Linked DNA regions of Mus musculus: all the other regions are linked to region 1. Evidence: chromatin loops called from intact Hi-C (ENCODE). Cell type or tissue: left cerebral cortex. All regions are shown on one strand. Each heading gives the region's core, and the rest is flanking DNA. Links, peaks and the distances in the headings are about the cores only. Region 1 holds the start of Poglut3 (protein O-glucosyltransferase 3). Region 2 has its middle 6.6 kb from the start of Ddx10. Region 3 holds the start of Exph5 (exophilin 5).

Region 1 (7,083 bases), core at 2,534-5,033:
CTAATCAACACTAATAAGTGCCTAGAAAATTATTAGCTTGCTTAAATATTAGGATAACACAACTATATAACTTTGTTTAAAATTGAGTTTAATGAGATTATTTTACTCTGTAGATACTAACTTCTAAATAGTTTACTCTTACATCATGAATACAATGATCTTAACAAAACTCTAGTTGCTACTAACATGAATTTGGTTAAGGATAAGCTCAAAAGAGAAAATATTTTGTACAGGAAATAAAGATGAGTCATGAGGGTGCTAAAAGAAGCCTTCTGAGGTTGTGGAAAAGATGAGATTAAAATGGAAATTCATATCTCTGTAAAAACAAGTTCCCGTATTGAATGCTGTTATGTTCAAACAGGCCTCGTTGCTTGGAGTTCACTGTATAGTAGCTGTAGAATATCTATCTAGATGTACAGTATAAATATGTAAATATTTTACTTTGTAAGTTTGTAAAGGCTCCTTAAAGGCTCTTTGTGACTGATAATTCTATCCTGAAACAGTAAGCCACAATAAGCACTTGGTCAAAACTGTCAAGTACTCCTTTTATGTTTTCCCTCAGATCTGTTCCCAAAGTATGGAATATGGAATAGACTGTGAAATTTTAAAATAACACTTTTGTGGAAATAAAGAACTTAAACAGATGCACTGCATCCTTTGTTGGTTTTTTTCTGGGTTTGTGCTTCTGAAGACGGAACCCACATGCTAGGCAGCTCCACCACTAAGCCACAGCCTCAACCCCAAAATACTTTTAGGGTTGCTTTTATTTACTATCCTCAGATTATTTTTTGCTGTTTTGTGCTTTGCCTGTTTGTGCAGCACGTGCATGCCAGGTGTCCATAGAGGCCAGAAGAGGGCATCAGATCTTGAAGAACTGGAGGTACAGATGGCTGCTAACCATCGTATGGGATTGCTGGCAATGAAACCTGGGTCCTCTGCAAGAGCAGCCAGCACTCATGTGTGTGTGTGTGTGTGTGTGTGTGTGTGTGTGTGTGGTTTCTCAAGGCAGGCTTTCTCTGTGTAGCCCTGGCTGTCCTGGAACTCACTCTGTAGACCAGGCTGGCCTCGAATTCAGAAATTCGCCTGCCTCTGCCTCCCAAGTGCTGGGATTAAAGGCATGCGCCACCACGCCCGGCCCATCCAGCAGTCTTAACTACTAAACCATCTCTCCAGCCCTTTAAAAGATGATTTTTTTTTAAAGTATGAATTTTCCCAGGAAAATTACGAAGATACTGGGGGTGTGGGGGGGGGGTACGTACCTGGTCTTTCTGGCAACTATTGGGAGGGGTTTGTCAAATGGATGTCTTGCAATTCAAAACAAAAAGAGTGGCTTGCTTCTCTTTCATGTACACCCAAAGTAGCCAACCAGCTTGGAGACATCAGGGTGCCTAGACTGACATCACTTCCTGGATGTTCTCAGGTTTAGCAAAGAGGAGGCAGCTGGCTTGAATTGGGGGCCAGCTCATTCAGGAGCACCACAGACTGTTCTTTGTAGTTTAAGACAATCACTTAATGATCCTTCTAGTTACTGTCCATTGCTTGTCTGGTTGCAGTCTTAGGAGTCAGTTGCTTGACTCCCCCCCCCCCCTGCCCAATAGGTGTTATTTCAAGTGTTATATAATTTCTTTTTTTTTTTCTTTTTTTTTTTTTTTTTTTTTTTTTGGTTTTTCGAGACAGGGTTTCTCTGTATAGCCCTGGCTGTCCTGGAGCTCACTTTGTAGACCAGGCTGGCCTCGAACTCAGAAATCTGCTGGGATTAAAGGCGTGCGCCACCACGCCCGGCTTCTATTTCAAGTGTTATATAATTTCTTAGGCACTATCACCTAGAGCCAGATAACCCCCGACTCACTTCTCTGGGAAAAGGAAATTTAAGTTCAATTTTGGCAGGGTGTAGATAAAATGTGTTTACACAGGTTTTGTGTGTGGGTATTTATTGTGTGTGGTGGTATTTATTTATGTATAAATGCTAGCTGGAGCAGAGCAGAGTAGGCGTTCCATCAAAGCATGCAAACGACCCCAGGAAACAAGCCATTGGAAATCACACTAAGTTACACTACACTGCTGCCCTGCAATTTACAAGTGACTTATTCCCAGTTCCTAATGATGCGTCTAAAGAGCGCTGTCTATAACGTCCAGGGGCTAACCTGAGACCCCAGCGCTGTAGAGTGCATATGGGCATCTGCCGATTTCTTCCTGCTGGCCTCTATACTCGCCTATGATTGGTAATTGGGTTGGTGACCTGGGCCGGAGCTCAAAATGCTCAGGAGCCCAATTAAAGCCTGGGGCCTGGTTCTGATAAGCTCTGGGTTGAGATCTACCAGGAAGATCTCTGCCCATTCTGCAGGATGAATTCTTCCAGATTTCTCATCCTGGGAAGAATAATTAGTTCCTAAAACTCAGATAAAAAGAAAAAATAATTAGCAAGAGTGAACAAACGGGGGCTGTGGGGCTGTTCTTCCCGGCTCTTGATGCTCAGGAGTGGGGTGCCCAGGGCATAGTGGGCAGGGAAGGATAGGTGCCCAACTCTACTGAGACGCTTGCCCAGACCCTGCCTTCTGCTGCCCAAGTGCCCTACACAGGAAACACCGAAAGATAAGGGACTTCAGGGTAGTAGGCTGCCAATCACAAATATACGGAACAGGTGGGCCGGTGTGTGAACAAAGACTAGGGGAATTCCTCACAGGGAAGCTATTCCTCTTGTTCCACTGTGGCACTGGAAACCAAACCCTGATGTGCATTTATAATAAGCCATGTTTCCAACCCTTTTCTGTCTGGGTGTAGTGCACACCTTTGATCCCAATACCTGGGACACAGAGGCAGGTGGATGACAGTGAGTTAAAGATCAGCCAGTCTATATACATATATAGAGAGTTCCAAGGCAGTAGGAGATACATAGGGAAAACCCCAACTCAACCAGTTTTCTCCACAAGGCAAGGTGGCTTGGCTTACACACCTTTAATTTCCCTCTACTGGAGGAGGCTGGGGTGGAAGGATTGTCATCAGTTCAAAACCAGCCTGAGATACAGAGGGAGACTTCCTTCTCAAAAGGAGAAACAATAAAATATAGAAGAAGAAAAGGGGGAGGAGGAGGAGGAGGAGGAGGAGGAGGAGGAGGAGGAGGAGAAGGAGAAGGAGAAGGAGAAGGAGAAGGAGAAGGAGAAGGAGAAGGAGAAGGAGAAGGAGAAGGAGAAGGAGAAGGAGAAGGAGAAGGAGAAGGAGAAGGAGAAGGAGAAGGAGAAGGAGAAGGAGAAGAAGAAGAAGAAGAAGAAGAAGAAGAAGAAGAAGAAGAAGAAGAAGAAGAAGAAAAGAAGGAAGAACAAGAAAAGGAAGAACAAGAAGAAGAAAAAGAAAAGAGGTAACAATTTTAAAACAAGCACACCCTGCCTTTCTCCAGACTGGCAAACTCAGGCAACTAGTGTAGGGATGACTAGGAGCGTAAGGCCTGGGCGCGGTACACGAGCCAGTCGGGGTCCGGGCGCGCGCCCGGCCCGCCCGGGGCGGCTCTAGCCAGAGGCCCGCCCTCGGGTGTCCCCTCGGCCCGGCGCTCCAGCTCCTCCCTGGCCAGCGGAGCTGAGAGCCGGCGACCATGCAGGCCCTGCCGCTGGGGCTGCAGCTCGCCCTGCTGGTGGCGGCGGGGGCCGGGGCGCGCGTGAGCGCACCGCGGAGCCTGGCGTGGGGCCCTGGGTTGCAGGCCGCCGCCGTCCTGCCCGTGCGCTACTTCTTCCTGCAGTCGGTGGACTCGGACGGCCGGAACTTCACTAGCTCGCCGCCAGGTCAGCGCCCGTTGCCGTCCCCGCGCGTCCCTGTCCCCACACGTGGCCATCTCCCCACTGCGGGTGTCGTCTTCTCTCCCCTCCCATCGGCGTCCCTTCCCTCCTCCCTGACACCCACGGGGGCGGGAGGTGCCACTCAGGACCGTTGGGTGACTAACTCCAAAGGCTGGGCCACAGGTCCCGCCCGGTGACAGATGTAAGGGTAAGTAGAGTAAACGGCGCCTGTGGGGTCCCACGGAGCGCAGTGGTGCCATCACGTGATGCAGATGGCCCTTCCTGGCCTGCAGGGCGCGCCTTCCTCCCTCCCTCAGCAGCCCACTCTTCTTAGGCCCGCAGTGCAGACCACGCGAAGCAGGGAAACTTCCTAGAACCGGAGAAGGGAGGCGCTTGTCTTGAATCTCAGCAGGGCCCTCCTCCCACATCTGATTGCTTCTCTGGACTTGTCCAGCTGGTTTCAACTTGTTGCCAGTCAGGATTTGCTAATTTGTGTCTAAATGTAAGGCTGCTCCCATCTGGCGTCCTGTTTTGCCTGCAAAGAGGCAGAGAACTCCTTGGCGTCCTCCACCGAGCAAACGGGAATTTCACGTACTTAGAAGTCACGTGTATATGGTAATCCTGGAGTAAAAAAGAGGATGGCAATGTCTGCCTATCGAAAACTTAAGACTCTGCTGAGAAAATAGATAATAAGCAACCTGCCTATCAGGGCAAAGCACAGTTGCTGCAATTGGATTTCTGCAGCCTGGTGTAAACATTAAAGAACTGCCAATAGGTCCAAGGGAGTCTGGGAAGCTTCAGGAGTGCGGGTTTGGAGGCTGAGAGGGGTTTCTAGACTGGCTTGCAGCCGCGCAAAAGCAGAGAGCGCGAGGATCAAGTGTTGAGAACAGGAGTCTGTGGAACATGGTTCAGATTCAAACCGTGTTATGGTGTATCTGCAGTTCTGTAATAAATAAATGAACCCAGATAAGCACTCATGTGGTTACAGCAGGAGAGTAAGGATCCCCCCCCCCCATTTTAAAAATCTTTTTCCCCAAATAAAATGTTCTGCAAAGATTATTCGGATATGTGTGTGTTTGTATATGCCACTTGTGAGCTGGTGCCTATAGAGACCAGAAGAGAGCACTGGATCTGCTGTAACCATAGTTCTAGACACTTGTGAGCCACCTAATATAGTTGCTGAGAACATGAGTCCGCTGGAAGAATAGAAAGCACTCCTAACCACCACCGAGCCAGCTCTCTAGCCCCAATACATCATAATGTTTTTATAATGAGAAAAACATATCTTTTAGAAATTGCAGTGCGTGAGTGGATCCTGGTGTGTCCGTGGCAGGAAGTCAGACCTGTTTGGATGATTATGTAGTCCTAGGGTGTAACTCTTTGGTCTTATGGGATGCTCCATTTGGTAATGTAAGATCAGTGCTTTCCCTCTAGCTGCCGTGAGCATTGATAAACTTACTAAATGGTCATTGAAAGGAAAAGTATCGACTCAGGACCCCCAAGACCAAGTTCTCAGCACATAGGTACAGAGGGCAGGGAATAAGTGACAGACAGGAGATGGGGGTTGAGGAAGAAGGGGAAGGGAACAAACGAGAGGGGACAGGGTGTTTGTCCTGGAGTGGAACACAGGACTGTCTCTGGATAGAGAGGGGACAGACATGGCTCGGAGGCAAATGGCAGTTAGGTATAAGAGGGGCTAGAGAGATGGCTCAGCTGTTACAGGCTAGGCTCACAACCAAAAATATAAAGGTACAAGGGAAAACCTTGTGTTAGGATGAGGTGTTTAATTTTAATTGGGCAGATTAATTAGGTGAGCCAAAGGGGACTTTTGATTGTTGGACTTCAATACTTTGATAGCTGGACCTTGGTAGTCAGCTTCAGGAGGAGGAAGAAGTGGCCATTTGAGGGGATAGACCTTGGTGCGTAGCTTTAGGAAAGTAATCCAACTTTTTTTTTTTTTTTTTTTTTTTTAAGCAAAGCAGAGGCAATGGGAGAGAAAACCAAGGTCTGCCAGAGCCATGCTTACTGGTCAGAGCCCCTTCAGTCATGGCAGGCGAGGTTCCCATTGCCAGAGATTCTCTTCCATTTAAAATTATATTCTATTTAAAATGCAAAGCTATGATTGCCTACTGACTGCTGGGTTTTTTGGTGGTTTTTTTTTTTTTTTTTAAATATGACCCTCAGCTACTTTTTGGAGCTAGGTTTCTTGATCTGTACAGTGGGGTAGATCAATAATTACCTAACAGGTCTTACAAGAAACAGATAGAAAATGCTTATGAGAGCTGGGTATGATGGTGCAGGCCTATAATCCAAGCATTTGGAACAGAAGGATTGTGAGTTCTAGGCTAGCCTTGACTATGTAATAAGAGCATGATCTAGAAAGTATATAGATGGATAGATAGATAGATGGATATAGATAGCTATGAACACATATAGCCCATAGTAGGCACTAAGTAAATTTTTTTATGCTTTTGGTTGTTTTGAAAACTAAGTGTTCAGAATCTTTGAAGTAAGGTGTGACACTACCAGGCTCCTTTTGTGTCACTACCTTCTCATTGGTCACTTTTTCATAAATTTGAATTTATGGAGAGGAAACTGTAGGGTGATCTTTGATTCCGTTCCATTGTAAAGGCCATCAGGGCAAATGGGAATTCATATTCCTTCCGCTTTGAGCAATTTAGAATTTCACGCTTCTCCTTTTCTTCCTTATAAAGCTCACTTACACTTACTTATTTCTCTGCCAGACCCAATCAGGGTTATTTTCCACTGACTCTCACTTCGATTTTATGCTATCAGTGGCCCAGGCAACGAAGCACTTAAAATAAATATGTGGGTGCTGGGACTGGAACCTGGGTCTTCTGGAGGAATAGCTAGTGCTTTTAACTGATGGGCCATCTCTCCTCCTGGGGTCGCCTTTCTGATGTCAGCAAGATGAAACACAAAGCATTTGAAAATTCAGTTTAAAAAGAAAAATGTCACGCTCTCTAAAGCACGGGGAACTTTGTAGAAGGGGAAGTAGGAAAGTAGGAGGCATCTCAGAGCCAGAAGACACAGGGACTGGCTTCAAAATGACCAGAGCAGCAGTTCTCAGCCTTCCTAGTGCTGTGACCCTTTAATACAGTTCCTCGTGTTGTGGTAACACCCAACCATAACGTTTTCCTTGCTACTTTATAACTGTAGTCTTGCATTACTGTCATAATGCAAGGATCTGCAGATATCCTGCAGTGCAGGATATCTGATATGTGACCCCCTGTGAAAAAGTCATTCCTCAGACACTGCTGTAGACTCTGCCTTTGCAACCATGAACTCATAACCA
Region 2 (7,083 bases), core at 2,163-4,662, 130 kb before region 1:
CAGTCCCCAACATTGAATAACATTAGACATCACAAGATGTCTAATAAACATTAGACATCACAGTGCACACCTGTAATCCCAGAACTCAGACGATATAGGTAGGGGCCGTTGGGACTTTAAGATTATCCTTGGATACATGCCAAGGGCAAGATCAGCTAAAGCTATTCAAGACCTTGTCTCAAAAAGCAAAACAAGAAAACACTTGAAAAAACATATAGGAAAAACTAAGGTATCAGGTTTAAGAATCTTAGTCCACCCCTCAAAAAAAATCTGCAGAATAACATCTATGTTCACATAAATACAAGGGCCCCCTCCACCCATCATTTTGTTTTCTGTGATTTTTTTTAACCAACAGTCAACTGCAGTCCAAAAATAATTAATATTTGTCTTGATTCTCCCATATAGTAGAACCATGGAACTTTATTTCAGTACATTGTTATAACTGTTCTGTTTGATTAGTAATTACTGTGTCTAATCTATGTGTTACACTGAATCAGAGGTCTGAGTGTATAGGGTAAGCATGCTATATATGAAGTAGTGTAGCATGGATCATAAAACTTGGTGGCTCTCACGTGCTGAGAGAGAGGCCAAAGGAGGACCAATCTCAAGCAGCTGAGCCCTGACAGCTTACCTCACAGACAGAGGACAAGAACACAAATTTTCTCCTTATTTCATTTTTGTTCTGTAAAATTATAACACTGTCATAGGAAAAGAGAGAGAAGCTAGAAGCCTGTGTCTCCTTGGTTGAACCAAACTGCAAAGAAATCTATTTCACTTTATCAATTTCTATCTCTTGATTTTTTTTTAATACAAGGAAACTCTGAAGGCAGACTTGTGGCCCACGTACCTGGTGATGTCTACACAGTTTGGAATTACCCATGGCTTTGGACGTTCCTAAGGATGTACAGTGTGTCCCCTATGGAGAAGAAGGCATTACATGTTGTTTGTTTGGACTTTGTTTCTTGAAACAGGTTCTCAAGTAATCCAGGCTGGCTTTGAACTCTTCATCCTCCTGCCTGTATCTCCTACCTGTCTTATGACACCTGACTTGAGTTGGGTTTTAGAAATCCACAATCTGCTCTTTAAGCTCTCACCTTTCTTACTCTTTAGCCCTCCTTCCCTCTCTCTCTTTCCCCTCTCTCCACGTGGCTATGGCCGGCCTCTCTCCCTCTTTCTACCTTATCCCTTTCCCCCTGCCTTTCTACAATAAAGCTCTAAAACATAAAAAAAGAAAGAAAGAAAGAAATCCACAAGTCTAATAATACTTATTTAAGATAATTAAGCAATACATAATGTTTAACAAATGGTAATGATGTTAAAAGTTTAACCACTCTCTAAATAAAACCCTTTTCTTCTCAGAACTCCATATATTCACTTTGAAAAATATCTTTTAAGCTGGGTGGTAATATCACATGCCTTTAATCCCAGCACTCAGGAGGCAAAGGCAGGAGGATATCTGAGTTTGAGGCCAGCTTGGTCTACAAAGCTAGTTCCAAGACAGGCAGAACTACACAGAAAAACCCCATTTGGAAACAAACAAAATTTTAAAAGAAAAGAAAAAGAAAAACATCTATTAGAACTTATTATATTAATCAAGATTCTGGAAAAGAGCGGAACTGATAGAATAAACGTATATGCATATATATTTTAAAGGGGATTGATTAGCTTGGTTTACAGGATGTAGTCCAGGTAGTCCAGCAACTTTTGTTGAATTAAATTTTTTTGTATTAAGGAAAAGTGTTTTTTAAAGGAACCTGCACAGTAAGACCTTTCCATGAGCTCAGAGAAAGCCAGAGGCACTCAGGGAAAATCAATGCATGCATCCTATTTCCTCTTCCCATTTAGTTGTGTCTAGGGGATTATGTGTTTAGTGAACAGATTGTCTAAAAGAAATTCAAACAGATCCTAATCGTGAATCCAATTATAATTAAGAAAATAATTCATATCAGTTCATGTTTACTGTCACTAACATTGACAAGCCTCTGGAATATTAACATATGAAAAGACATATCCATATGATCCACATGATTTTAATTCATATGATCTATAAATAATATTGATATTCTTAGCAAAGGTATCTCCACTTACTAGTGTTATATAAAAACTTATGTGGGTATCAGCAGCAGCAGGTGACAATAGCAAACTCCTAGCAGCCTAAGGATTTCCTCCCACTTAGAGACACTCAGATAATGCCAGATCCTCGACTTCCCTCAAAAACTTCTTCAGGATTTTTTTCTCAGTGAGATTCTGGACTTAGCCAGAGTGAAGCCAAGTTAGTGAGTTTATCAAGTTAGTGAGTTTAGATAGAGCCATGTAGGAGATGAATAGTATACTAACCAAAGACATTGGTACAGATTTACTGAGAGCCAGATGTCCTTGAGTGTCTTAAACACACACATATACATATATGAATACATATATATATATATATATATATATATATATATATATATATATATATGATCCCGTAGCTTTCTGAGTTATAGTCATCAAAGATTAAAGGGGAATTTACAAGGTTAAAGATTAAGAAAAACTTAAAATTTTAGAATGATTAAAGTTAAATAAAAATATATGAGTTGGTATGTTATTTATTTAACTTTTTATTTTGTGTCTATGGGTGTTTTGCCTGACTGTATGTATATAAACCACATGCACATCGTGCCTGAAGAAGACAATACAGGATGTCTGACCACCCAGAACTGGAGTTACAGACAGTTGTTAATCACTGTGGGGGGTACTGACTGGGAACTGAACCTGGGTCCTCTGAAAGAGCAGGGAGTGCTGTTATCTGACGAACCATCTCTCCAGGCCTCATGCTTACATTTTATATTATTATTTTTTTCTTGTGTCAATGAAATTGTAAGGTGGTCTTATGAGGTTTAAACTTAGAGAGGAAAAAGGAGGGCTAATAAACATGGTTAATTGTTGTATTTAACACCCTTGTTAGAGACATCTTTAGGAAAACACATATTATCTCTGTATGTATTAAGTTGACGGGTCTTTTTGTTTGTTTGGTTGGTTGGTTTGGTTTGGTTTGGTTTGGTTTTGGTTTTCGAGACAGGGTTTCTCTGTATAGTCCTGGCTGTCCTGGAACTAACTCTGTAGACCAGGCTGGCCTCGAACTCAGAAATCTGCCTGCCTCTGCCTCCCAAATGCTGGGATTAAAGGTGTGTGCCACCACGCCCGGCTCTAAATTGACATTTCTTTACTCTCAGCAGGAAAAGTAAACTAGATTCCAGGGGAGGGGCATTCTTCCTTTCTCGTGTCTTCTCGACTTTTCCTCCTCATGTCTCCACACCTAAGAGTTCTAATATTCTAAAAATGCTTGAAAACTCGTTCCCTAATCACGTTCAACTTCTAGCACTAGCCACTACATGAAAACTTAGGACTGCTCATTATTTAGTTCACTTCTGGCCAGCAGGTGGCAGCAGAAGATTAAGTGCCACTTTCCCCTGGGGCTTAGATTCAGTTTGCCATGCATTTTTATAGCCACCAAGTACTTTGTTGGTGAGTTGGCCTGTTCTTCTACATCATTGAGCCTTTGAGATGTTTGCAGTTAGTACTCTTCAAATTGTCTAGAATAGTTCTGAGTTGCTTTTTTTCCCACATACTGTTTTTCTTTTTTTTTTTTTAAGATTTATTTATTTATTATATGTAAGTACATTGTAGCTGTCTTCAGCCACTCCAGAAGAGGGAGTCAGATCTCGTTAAGGATGGTTGTGAACCACCATGTGGCTGCTGGGATTTGAACTCTGGACCTTCGGAAGAGCAGTCGGGTGCTCTTACCCACTGAGCCATCTCACCAGCCCCATACTGTTTTTCTTAACAGCAGTTAGGAAATGCCATACAGAGCTGGGTTTGTTACATACACTGTCTCTAAGCATCTCCCAACCTATTTTCCAGGGGATGAAGCTAATCTGAGAGGTGATAGAGCTCAGTCCACAGAGAGCTTGCCTAGCTTTTGTGGGGCTCTGGGTTCAGTCCCCAGCAGTACATAAAACTGGTTGTGGTAGTTCGTGCCTGTAATTACAGCATGGGAAGGTAGAAAGGCAAGAGAATGAAAAGTTCAAGGCCATCCTTGGCTTCATAACAAGATTGAGACTAGCCTAGAAAACATAAGACACTGTCTCAAAAATAAGTAAATAAATAAGCAAACAAAACAAAAATCCTCCAATATAAGAAGGATGAATGATATTCAAGAGGATCAACAACCTGATAAATGAAGGCCCACACTGCTGGGTCTGTCTTCAATAGAAACTCTTAAATGTCTTTTTGATAAAGTGCTGGAGACTGCTGTAGGCTATGATGAGGCAAAGGATGCATTAAAGGTGCTAATGGCACCAAAGGCTGAGATGGACAATGAATGATAGGCTTCATTCACTCCTGAGATACTACAAAGTGTTACAGCTGTTTTAGAAGACGGGTTCTTATAAACCTACATATTCTCTAAACATACAGCCACCACACTGTACCCAACAGGTTTGAAAGCTTATGTCTGCACAAACATCCACAAACAAATGTTTAGAGCCATTGTTCCATTGTTACAAGTTGAATTTGAAATGTCCCACAGTTTCACACGTTGAAGGCTTGGCCCACAGCAAGTAATAGTATTACTTACTTAATTAAAATTATTTAATAATATTATTAAACTGTGGGGTTGTGGAAAAACGTAGACCTAGCTGGAAGAAGTCTGTAACTCAGGGCAGGAAGGGGAAAGTTTGGAGCCATCTTGTCTCTGCCCCTTCCTTCCCTCTGCTCCACAGCCTCTCTGATGTAAGCAGCCTCCGCTGTGTAGGTCCCACCACCATGACAGTCTGCCTCATATCAGGCCAGAGCAGACGCTTTGGAGGAAACTTCTAAAGCCATAAATTACATAAAAATTTCCTCCTTTTGGACATTTACAACAGTGACCACATCTACCCTACCCTCCCCCCCCCCTAAAAAATAAACGCAGGTAAATTTTTCAGATAACTTACAGTAGTTTGGAATAGAGATTGCGATCACAGACAACCTTGTCATGATTAGTGGTAAGTAATCCTATCAAATGATTATAGAAATGGTATAAGCAAACCTTTGAAACTGCATAGAAAACCAACCATCAACACAAAATACTGTTCTCATGTAAGACTATTTACCCTCATCACCAGTTGGTCCAGGGCCAGCCATGAAGATGCCCGCTGAGCAGCCCACGCCTGAGTTCCACCCTCGGGACATGCGTAGCCACTGAGCCTTCTCTCCAGCCCCCATTATTCATTCACTGTCAACAAGATTTTGGACATAGGCATGTGATGGGCAAACTGACATACTTTTAACAAAGAAAGAATTATTAATAACTTACCTAATATATAAATTAGGTCTGTCCTGGGCAAAAATGGGACATACCGGTCTCTCCTCAAATTGCTCCAGTGACTATTATAGTAAGTCTAGTGACATTGTTTCAAATAACAAAATGTCAATTTTTATTTTAGAGGTTGGGTTTGAATGAACTAACTCTGTCCTCTATCAAAATCCCACAGTGAAATGAAAATACAAATCATCGTCGTATTACTTAATGTAGAAGATAATAAAGCCCTAGATCTTAAAATTATATTTACAATGCCAAAGACTACCTCTCCTTAGTTTAATTTGACATGGGTTGCTAAGCCGAACTGAACATAATTATATCCTAGGACAGTCCTAAATTAGTGCATCAAACACCATCTGTTTTAGGCCGCCTCCCCACAGCCCAGCAATTATGCACTTTCCTCCATCTCAAAATTTCCTGTTTTTAGTGGATATTTCTCTTTGCTTTTTCTTTTTATAAGAGAATAATATAATTAAAGCACAGGTTCCCCTAATGGGCTGCTATTTCCCTGCCATTCCCCCTCTCCTTTTCAAAAGTATGAGGCAGGTATATTAAAACTATTTGCATATGCATAGTGAATTAGGAGTTATATAACCCTGCCACCAACTGTAGCTTGGCCATCCGTACTGTGCAGAAGATCTTTGTGAGCATGCTCAGTAAAGCATCCTTAGTGAAAAGTCTTGTAATAATCATCTGGGAGAGTTTTAAGTGATCTGCACATACCCGGGGTGATTTTGAACAAATATATGAGATCTATAAATATAGAGAGAATCTATATATGATCTATCTATATGATCATATATATGATATATCCTGTCTGTCTATCTATCTATCTATCTATCTATCTATCTATCTATCTATCTATCTATCTATGCACGGGAGACAGCTGCATGTATTGCACCCAGACATAGCTTAAAGCTGCCTGTAAGTCCCTGAGGGCAGGCCAGAGGAAATGCCTGATTGCTAACACAGCCACTTTTTACCACCTATCCTACCACCACCCCAGATCTCTTCTCTTTTATCTCTTTCTCTTACCTTTCTTTAATATCTGTCTTTGTTCTCCAGCCTATTATCCACTCAAGAGTTAAAGTGATCTAGTTAAAGTCCAAGCTATATTAGTTCACCCCTCTCCTCAAAATTCTCTAAGGTTCATTGTTCTACACAGCATAAAAGGGAAAGTCCTTACTGTGGGGTTTTGAATGGGATGGGAGAGGGTTCAAGAGGACGCTGACACTGATACTCCAGGATTGAGTTTGTTGTAAGAGTTGTTAATGCTGTAGACTGAGAGGTAAAGCTGAAACAGTGTGGCAGGGCTCCCAAGGAGAGCTGAGACCCCCAACACTAGGAATAGGGAGTGCATGTCAGTTCTCTGAAGACAATGGAAGTGGCAGGACCAGGGTCTGTTCTTTTTATCTTTTGAGGATGGGAAGGAGGTTTACAGCGAGTCAGCAGCCAGGCTCCCTGAATCCACACCCCTTTTCCCTTACCCCTCTCCCTAGGCGGGGGAAGAGGGTGGGGGGCAGGATATGCATGGAATAAATAGCCTTTGAGGCTATTTATTTCCTAGTGTGAAACCCTGCCCACTGTCTCTGCAGGGCTCCAGTCAGAGTCGGGAGACAGAACTGCTGCCCTACAGCTGCTCTATTCTATCCACCACTGCATCCTTACACTTGGGCCCTGTAAAGCTCCAAGTGGTCTGAAGGCATGCTTTTACCTCTCTAAAAACAGCGTGTCCCTGG
Region 3 (7,083 bases), core at 2,352-4,851, 83 kb before region 1:
TCTGACAGCCAACAGCTAGGGACACTTTTAGTAGCACATCTTTCATGTTTTGATAGACCTCACACTCTGAGTCAAAGGGAATACTTCCTTCCTAAGTTGCTTTTCTCAGGCATTTTGTTACAGCTGCAAGAAAACTAACATGTCTACACAGTTCCTGAGTTATGGTTTCAAATTCTTCTCAGCTCAACAAATAAGGGTTGCTTTCACAGTCAAGAAAATCATGTTCTTTACATTGTATGTTTCTCTGTGTCCAAAGAACATTATTCATAGAAGCCATTCCTTAAACATAAGCTGTGTGGTATCTCTGCTTGTTGCTTTATTTGTGTTGCCATTTGCTTTTTACAGAAATCCTGTATGACTGGTTCTGCTGTGATCTTCATTTTATAAGTCAAAACCAGAGCAAAGGTTTTAGACGGTTTTGAATATTTTTCATGGAATGTTATTCCATACTTCTGGGTGTAGGACTGAGCCTCAGGTGGGACTAAAATAGAACTTTCTATCTAGGATTGTAAAATCAACTACCAAACAGAACAGCAAAACCTGACATGAACGACTGTACAAACTCTTCTCTGAGCCTTACACCTCTTTATTACTAATAAAGGCCTGTCCCCAACATCTTATTTTCAAGCTGACATGTATTTGCTTGTTAAACTGAGAGCTGCCACCAAGCACACCCCATAATCTGCTGTTGAAAGAGATTGTCCAGGGGAAAAAGTCAAAGTAGGTAAGAAAGATATAATTGTGAGAAAGCTATCCCTGACCCACAGAGTTGCTTCTCAATGGCCCACCAGGGTCATCAGTGGCTTTCCATGGCATTTCCATGACATTCAATTAAGTGATTGGATCTGCCTTTCTCTCGGCTAAGTGATTATCAAGAATCCTCCTGCTGGGATTTGGCCAACAACCTGGAGAAGGTAGACCATGGGAGGTTCCTGAAGCTTGTTTTTTTTTCTTTGCAACTGTTAATATTAAAATTCATACTGATGAGTATCTGTTTAGCTGAAAGGCTGGGCAGGAGGTTGCCAAGGGTTACCAGATGCTAAGATTGCATACAGCTGGCTGAATAAGAAATAGTTTTACTTTAGAGCGCTGTGGTCCTCATCCCAGTGAAAACATTCTAGGCAACCTGTGTAGTTTGCACGGTAGCCCCCCAAAAGTTCTCAATGTAAAATATCAGGATAAAAGTTTCCCAATAGTATTCCCTGTAGTGCCATAATGAAGAATGAAGCATGACTCGGTGCTAATAATGGGGTTGGTCATTGAAGCCTCAAGCCCAGTCTTACTCACGGTGCACCCTTTGCTGTGTCCATACTATTTAGTCTTGAGGCTTTTGCAACCAGCTTTAAGTACACGACTTCTCTATCGCTTCTTCAAGGTATCCGTCCTTGCTGGATACTGTGCTGTGGATGAGTAGCGTGTACTTCAGACCGTATACGCCTTTCATCCTCTGTCCATGCTTCCTTGTCTCTGGCCATCAAAGTCATCTTCCGAAACTTCAGTTCCAACTATGTCATCGTCTTCCTCAAAACCCAAGGTGGCTCCTCGCTGTCCATAGAGTGAAAAATAGATTCCTTAGGACAACATTCACAACAAAGCTCAGCCGTTTTTATTCTTCTTGTGCTCTGTATGTAATCCAATGCTCCTAAACCTCTCCATACTGTTCCTCCACGAAGTCTTTTCAAAACTAATCACCCTTCCTGAAATGTTAATATTCACATTTATCTACCTATGTGTTATATGCACATCTTTGCTTTAGATATAAAAAGAGTAATACCCCCCCACACCCACACACACACACATTGAAAATGCATGCTCTAGACTGAGTGTGGTGGTGCATGCCTACAATCCCAGGACTCATAAAGCAGAGACAGGAGCCCCAGACATTTAGGGGCATGCTCGGCTACAAACCTCAGCTTCAAGGATTTTGAGACCGCCTTGGGCTACACAAAACCTTGTCTCTAAAATAAGTAGGTAGGCAAGTAGTTAGATAGATGATAGATGAATAGATAGATAGATAGATAGATAAAATGAAAGAAGGAAAATATGTTTTAGCCAAGCAGATCAAGTACTTACAAGTCCTTGTATATGCCTCTGTACTTTTTAGCTTCAAATTTGTGCTCACTGTGGCCACGGATCAAAGGAACCGAAAGGATATGAAAAGATTCCACTGGCGCATTTCTGTGATCTAGCCCACTGCTGTTCTCCTTGCCAAGAACTGACTCTTGCTCAAATCTTACTCTTCGTGCTTCAGCCCACTCTTCACCGACCCTCTTAGCCAGAACTAATTTCTTTTGTGTACTCCATGGCATTTGTATGCTCTCAATATTTTTAATAAATGTATGGGTATGTGCACGAGTACAGATGCCCGAGGAAAAGAGAGGCATCACATCCCCCTGAAGCTGGGATTACAGTTGGTTATGAGCTGCCCTACATGGGTACTGGGAACTAGAGCCAGGGGCTCTGCAAGAATAGCAAGAGCTTTTAACTTCCAAAGCAGCTTTCAAGCCCAAGGAATTTGTTTTATTAAATAATTACATCTCTACCCATGCTAAGTCCCTTACTGAATTATGAGGAAAGGACTGTGTTGTTTGGTGTGTATACAATAGCTTCATGGAACAGGTTCCAGAATAGGTTAGTTTCAGTCAGCTCACTGATAAGAACAGGACAAAACCTCACCACTACCGACATTAGAAGGTCAGTCCATATACCTAGTAAAGGAACATGCAAGAATACCTGAACAGTGTGTACATGACAGACTTCCAAACTGCCATCATTAACATAGAGACAATCTATGAGGGAGTTCTGTGTTGTATGTTATAGAGTGGATCCCCACTTCTTGCAGCTAATAGATGCCCACAAAAAAGTTGTTTCAAAGGCTGTTTCTTCAGACATACCAAAGATAAGACAAGGGACCAGCAGCAAAAGCAACCATTCTTTATAGTTTTGACTGTTTTTCCTTTAGAGGAGTGAAACCCAGTTTGGTTTATTTATCATGAAAAGATGGTATTTGTGGACATACCTTGTAGATATTAGTGACCATCAAAATCACAGCAGAAAGGACTAAATTAAGGGTATTGGGGGAATGTATGTCCACCGGACAAATTGTTTTTATGTAGAGAAACAAGTTTTCTGGAAAGACATTTATCTTAAAAAAAAAAAAAACAAAAAAAAACAAAGCACATGTATGCACATCCTTGGAAATACCTGACTTCACTATGTCATGGAATAATTGGCTTTCTAGGAAAAGCACTTTCTGTGGTTGCACGGGATTGTGATTCGCTTTCTAAAATACTGTCAGTGGGGCTTTTCAAAGTCTGAGAATGACTTTCTATGAGACAATGGGACTGTGTGTGTGTGTGGGGTGATGGCAAGTTTGGCAAATAATTCAATTTCCAAAGGTAGCCTAATGCCAGTCCTTCTGTGAGTCCCTCTGAGCCAAAGCCTGAGATAAAGTGAGTTTAGGCTTCCCCGGTCTTTTAAATAAGATAACACTTCTACTAACTCTAGCAAGCTCCTACCAGTTCTCCTGTTCTCAATCATTGAAAGACAGGATTAGTCGTGAATCTTTTTCCTTCTTCGTCTTTCTTCTAGACAAGCTCAAATTCTTCCAGCAAATAGCAACAGCCAAGCAAATACTTAGGGGCTAACACTCAAGGGCAAGCCTTCCTTAGAGACAGAATTATGTAGGCTTGTTTGCTTAACAAGTCACATAGAGGGTGGGAAGGGGGTGGGGGGTGGGAAGAGACGCTGCAAAGTCCGCCCCGCCCCCCAAATGCGATTGGTTCCTTTTCTCCATTTAGTCACTCACTTTGCATCTCGGTTGGACAGGTTGAGAGAAACATGTCATTAAGGTGTTGTCAAAAGGAGCCCTGTATGTGTGGGCTGGTCCCGAGGTTTGTGGTTTTAGCTTTTCAAAGGCGCGGAGCTATTATGGGCTATGGGATCAAGTTCGGGAAAACTAGTCTTCATTATCTTGAAAAATGGCTTTGTAACAGGAGGCGCCAAGGAGCTTAAGTACACATAACTCGCACACGGGAGAGAAAATGACGAAAGTTCCTCAGGGGTTTGATTTCAGCTTCCTAAACGAGGAAGAAGCCAGGAAGATCCTCCAGGTACTGGAAAGAAATGAGGAACTCCGGAGGGCAGAGAAGGACAGGATCAGGTACGAAGCGAACTCCTCCTCTTGGGCTGGGCCTGCATCCTGTTGGTTTCCGAGGGAACCCAGGGACACCTGCTGGGACCCTATGCAGGTGCTGCTTGGAGTGGCAAGAGGGAACGAAGACGTTGTTTCAGTGGGTCTCCAGATGCCTCCCGGGTGCTCTCTCCAGGCTCTCCATCCCCAGCGACTTGGCTGGGAGTCCAGGACTCCGCAGGGAGGAGGGAGAAAGTCGCTCGTTCTTTGCATTTCTCGGTGCGTGGGTCCCCGCCTGTTCAGGACACCTGGGCTAACCTCAGCTGGGAGGGGTTCAGGCATAGTAGAGGCTCAGGTGCGTCATAGGCTACTAGGGATAAGGTCGGACCGTTTTAGGGCACGTGAGTTATTGTACGGCACTCCCTAGAACTGGATCCTGGCAGCTGTTCCCTCCAAGCTAGAGGCCCAGAACAGGAGGGAGATCCAGGAACTTGCCAGAGGGTCCTGTGTGGGTGAATGGGACTTAGACACGTGGGGTTGGCTGTGGTGTGGTGCTGTAAGAAGGAGTTTCTACGGGATCCAACCAATGGCCTTATTAATAAATACAATGTTGTAGGTGAGGACGGGATAAGAAACTAGCAAATTACGTCCAGAAATGATTCTTGGGAGCATAAATTAACTTATTATTTTTTTCCCTGCTGGAGTACGAACCCACAGACCTATTCAAGTCTTCTGCAGTGAAGTGTGGGAGGAAATCCAAGATAGCACACAGGCTGCAATGTAGGCATAAGCTGGAGTTTAGAGAGCTGGCTTGGTGAAGTCATTCAGGTTCCCAATTCCAATCAGTCCCTCCCACCTCCGCCCTCCTCTTCCTCACCCCAAAAGAAACGCCTCCAAGGACAAACTTCCAATTATGGAACCCTCCTTAGTCTTTGCAGAGACAGAAGACACTGAGCCCAAAGCTCCCTCTTCATTTTTTCTCCTATGTGGCTCTCTAGGAAGGGCGGGGGCAATGGTGTTTAAAGTTTGAGAATGGAGATCTCATCACACAGGCTCCGTCCCTTCCAATCAGTCAGTAAAAAGTCAATCATTCACTCTGAAAGCAGTGTGTTCACACTCACCCGTGAGTGCCCACACATATGCACGTCGGCCACACGGGGTGTCACCCCATTCAGAGAAGGACATAGATCTACTTAGGGCCAGCTTCAAAGCATACACAATCCCCACACTCCCAAACTGTAGTGCTCAGAGTAGGATGTTCCTTGTCTGTAAAGAGAAGGGCGACATTATACATGAGGGGACAGCATGGCAACATTAGGAAATAGAGAGAGAGAGAGAGGTGGGCTCACACTTAGGGATCAACTTGGCCCTTTTAAAATTATAGTCAGCTGTCCCTGAGTTTGTTTCCTGCCTGTGGATCCTGGCCTTGTCTGGCCTTAGTGAGAGAGAATGTACCTAGTCCTGCAGTGACTGATGTGTGGGAGTGCGGTGGGGGGTGCCCCCTTCTCAGAGAAGAAGGGGAGAGTGGGGGATGAGCTTTGAGAGGAGGGCTGATATTGGGATGTAAAATTAATTAGTTAATTTTAAAAAAATGATAGTCTTAGATGCTCCAGTGGCACAGTCTGTTAGCATGTGATATTTTTACAAGCTGTAGTCTTAGTGATATGATTTATTTTAAATTCCTTCAAGGGAATTTCTTTGGTACTGTATTAGACTTATGTAAAATATGACAAATGAAGGAAAATAGATAAAGGGTATAGAGGACCTCTTTATACTTTTACTTTTGTGTATATACTATATGTGTGTGGTACCTGTGTATGAAGTATATGCACATGTGTATGCATGTGGACAGTCATGGGAGCCAGAAGAAGACAGCTAATGTCCCTCCTGCTCTGTCTTATTCCTTTGAAACAGGGTCTCTCACTGAACCTTGAGCTATGTGGGCTGGTGGCAATTCTCCTGCCCTGTCCCTCACAACTCTGAGGCAATAAGCACCTGCCATAGTTGGCTTTTTCTATCCATCAATGTCAAGATATAAACTCGAGTCTTCCTGTGCTTGCACGGCAAGTGCTCCTCTTACCCCCTGGTTGTCCTCCTGCTCCATCACCTTGTGCTTTCTCTACTGCAGTCTGTGTCATCCACATCCTTGACTCTGGGGGACATAGGTCTATGCATAGATGGCCACCGGCGAAAGCTTAGTTAGGAAGACTGCAACACTTCTTGTGACTTCACGATGTTCATGTCCTCAATGAAGCACTAGCAGAAGAGCCACATTGCTAGCACAAAGATAAAAATTATAATTGATAACCTACTAAAATAATCATCCAGTTAAAACATCACCACCACTGACATGTAAAATCACTTTAGAGAAAGTAGATGATTGGACCAAACTCCCAAAGCAATGACCCTGGCATCTTCTTTTCTCCTGGTTACTTCCTGGCTCCCACTGTGGAATCCCCCATATCTCCATGGATCATGGACCATGTTCATTCATTTCTGTAGATGATACTGGCCTGCAGAAATGACCCAGGATAGCATGTAAGCCAGCTGTCTCTTCCGCTCATTATCTTGTAAAATATGATCATTATATTTTCCAAATAAAAACTCAGAGTTCATGACTTATGGAGTCCCAGACTGTAGCTTCAGAAACAGCTCAAAGGGCCTTTCTGGGAGATGCTAGGGCCTCTACATTTCCTCAGAACCAGCTTCTTGAAGTAGGGTTCCCTTGGCTAACACAGTAAGGCACTAGATAGAGGCATTTGGCAAGGTAGCTGATTGAAAGATATGATGATTCACCTGTATTTATGATAGATTTGAAATGCCAACAAGACAACTATAAAGAATTCCTATGTTAGAAATTAAAGGTGACTGTTACATGAACGCAGGGATGCTCTGATATGGATGTCAGTGCTATAGGAATAGTTGAGGACCCAATGTAGGAGAAAGAACTC

The links. Hi-C counts contacts between places; a loop is a spot of excess contacts. Peaks named below come from ENCODE experiments on the same cell type or tissue, not always from the same donor. Only the 100,000 strongest peaks of a DNase experiment are listed, where the experiment ranks them.
Region 2: a loop joins it to region 1, with 4 times the contacts of the local background. A loop is called at or near these places in 40 of 42 quality-filtered maps.
Region 3: a loop joins it to region 1, with 3 times the contacts of the local background. A loop is called at or near these places in 2 of 42 quality-filtered maps.

What each region holds. Positions count from the first base shown.
Region 1 is chr9:53,380,514-53,387,596 of GRCm38, forward strand. Poglut3 (protein O-glucosyltransferase 3) reads left to right here and starts at 3,510. Exons shown (of 8, transcript NM_212445.2): 1 at 3,510-3,773. The coding sequence starts at 3,587. It overlaps Exph5 (exophilin 5), which reads left to right. Exons shown (of 6, transcript NM_176846.3): 6 at 1-645. In left cerebral cortex, for the core only: a CTCF peak has its summit at 4,092; a DNase peak (open chromatin) is centred at 4,245; H3K4me3 peaks cover 1,404 bases; H3K27ac peaks cover 1,400 bases.
Region 2 is chr9:53,251,137-53,258,219 of GRCm38, forward strand. No RefSeq gene overlaps it. Among named protein-coding and RNA genes, the nearest start is that of Ddx10, 6.6 kb to the left of the region's middle. In left cerebral cortex, for the core only: a CTCF peak has its summit at 3,421 (motif pointing right); a DNase peak (open chromatin) is centred at 3,431.
Region 3 is chr9:53,297,690-53,304,772 of GRCm38, forward strand. It overlaps Exph5 (exophilin 5), which reads left to right and starts at 3,981. Exons shown (of 6, transcript NM_176846.3): 1 at 3,981-4,162. The coding sequence starts at 4,044. In left cerebral cortex, for the core only: no CTCF peak of the experiment used is centred there; DNase peaks (open chromatin) are centred at 3,785 and 4,585; H3K4me3 peaks cover 1,348 bases; H3K27ac peaks cover 1,031 bases.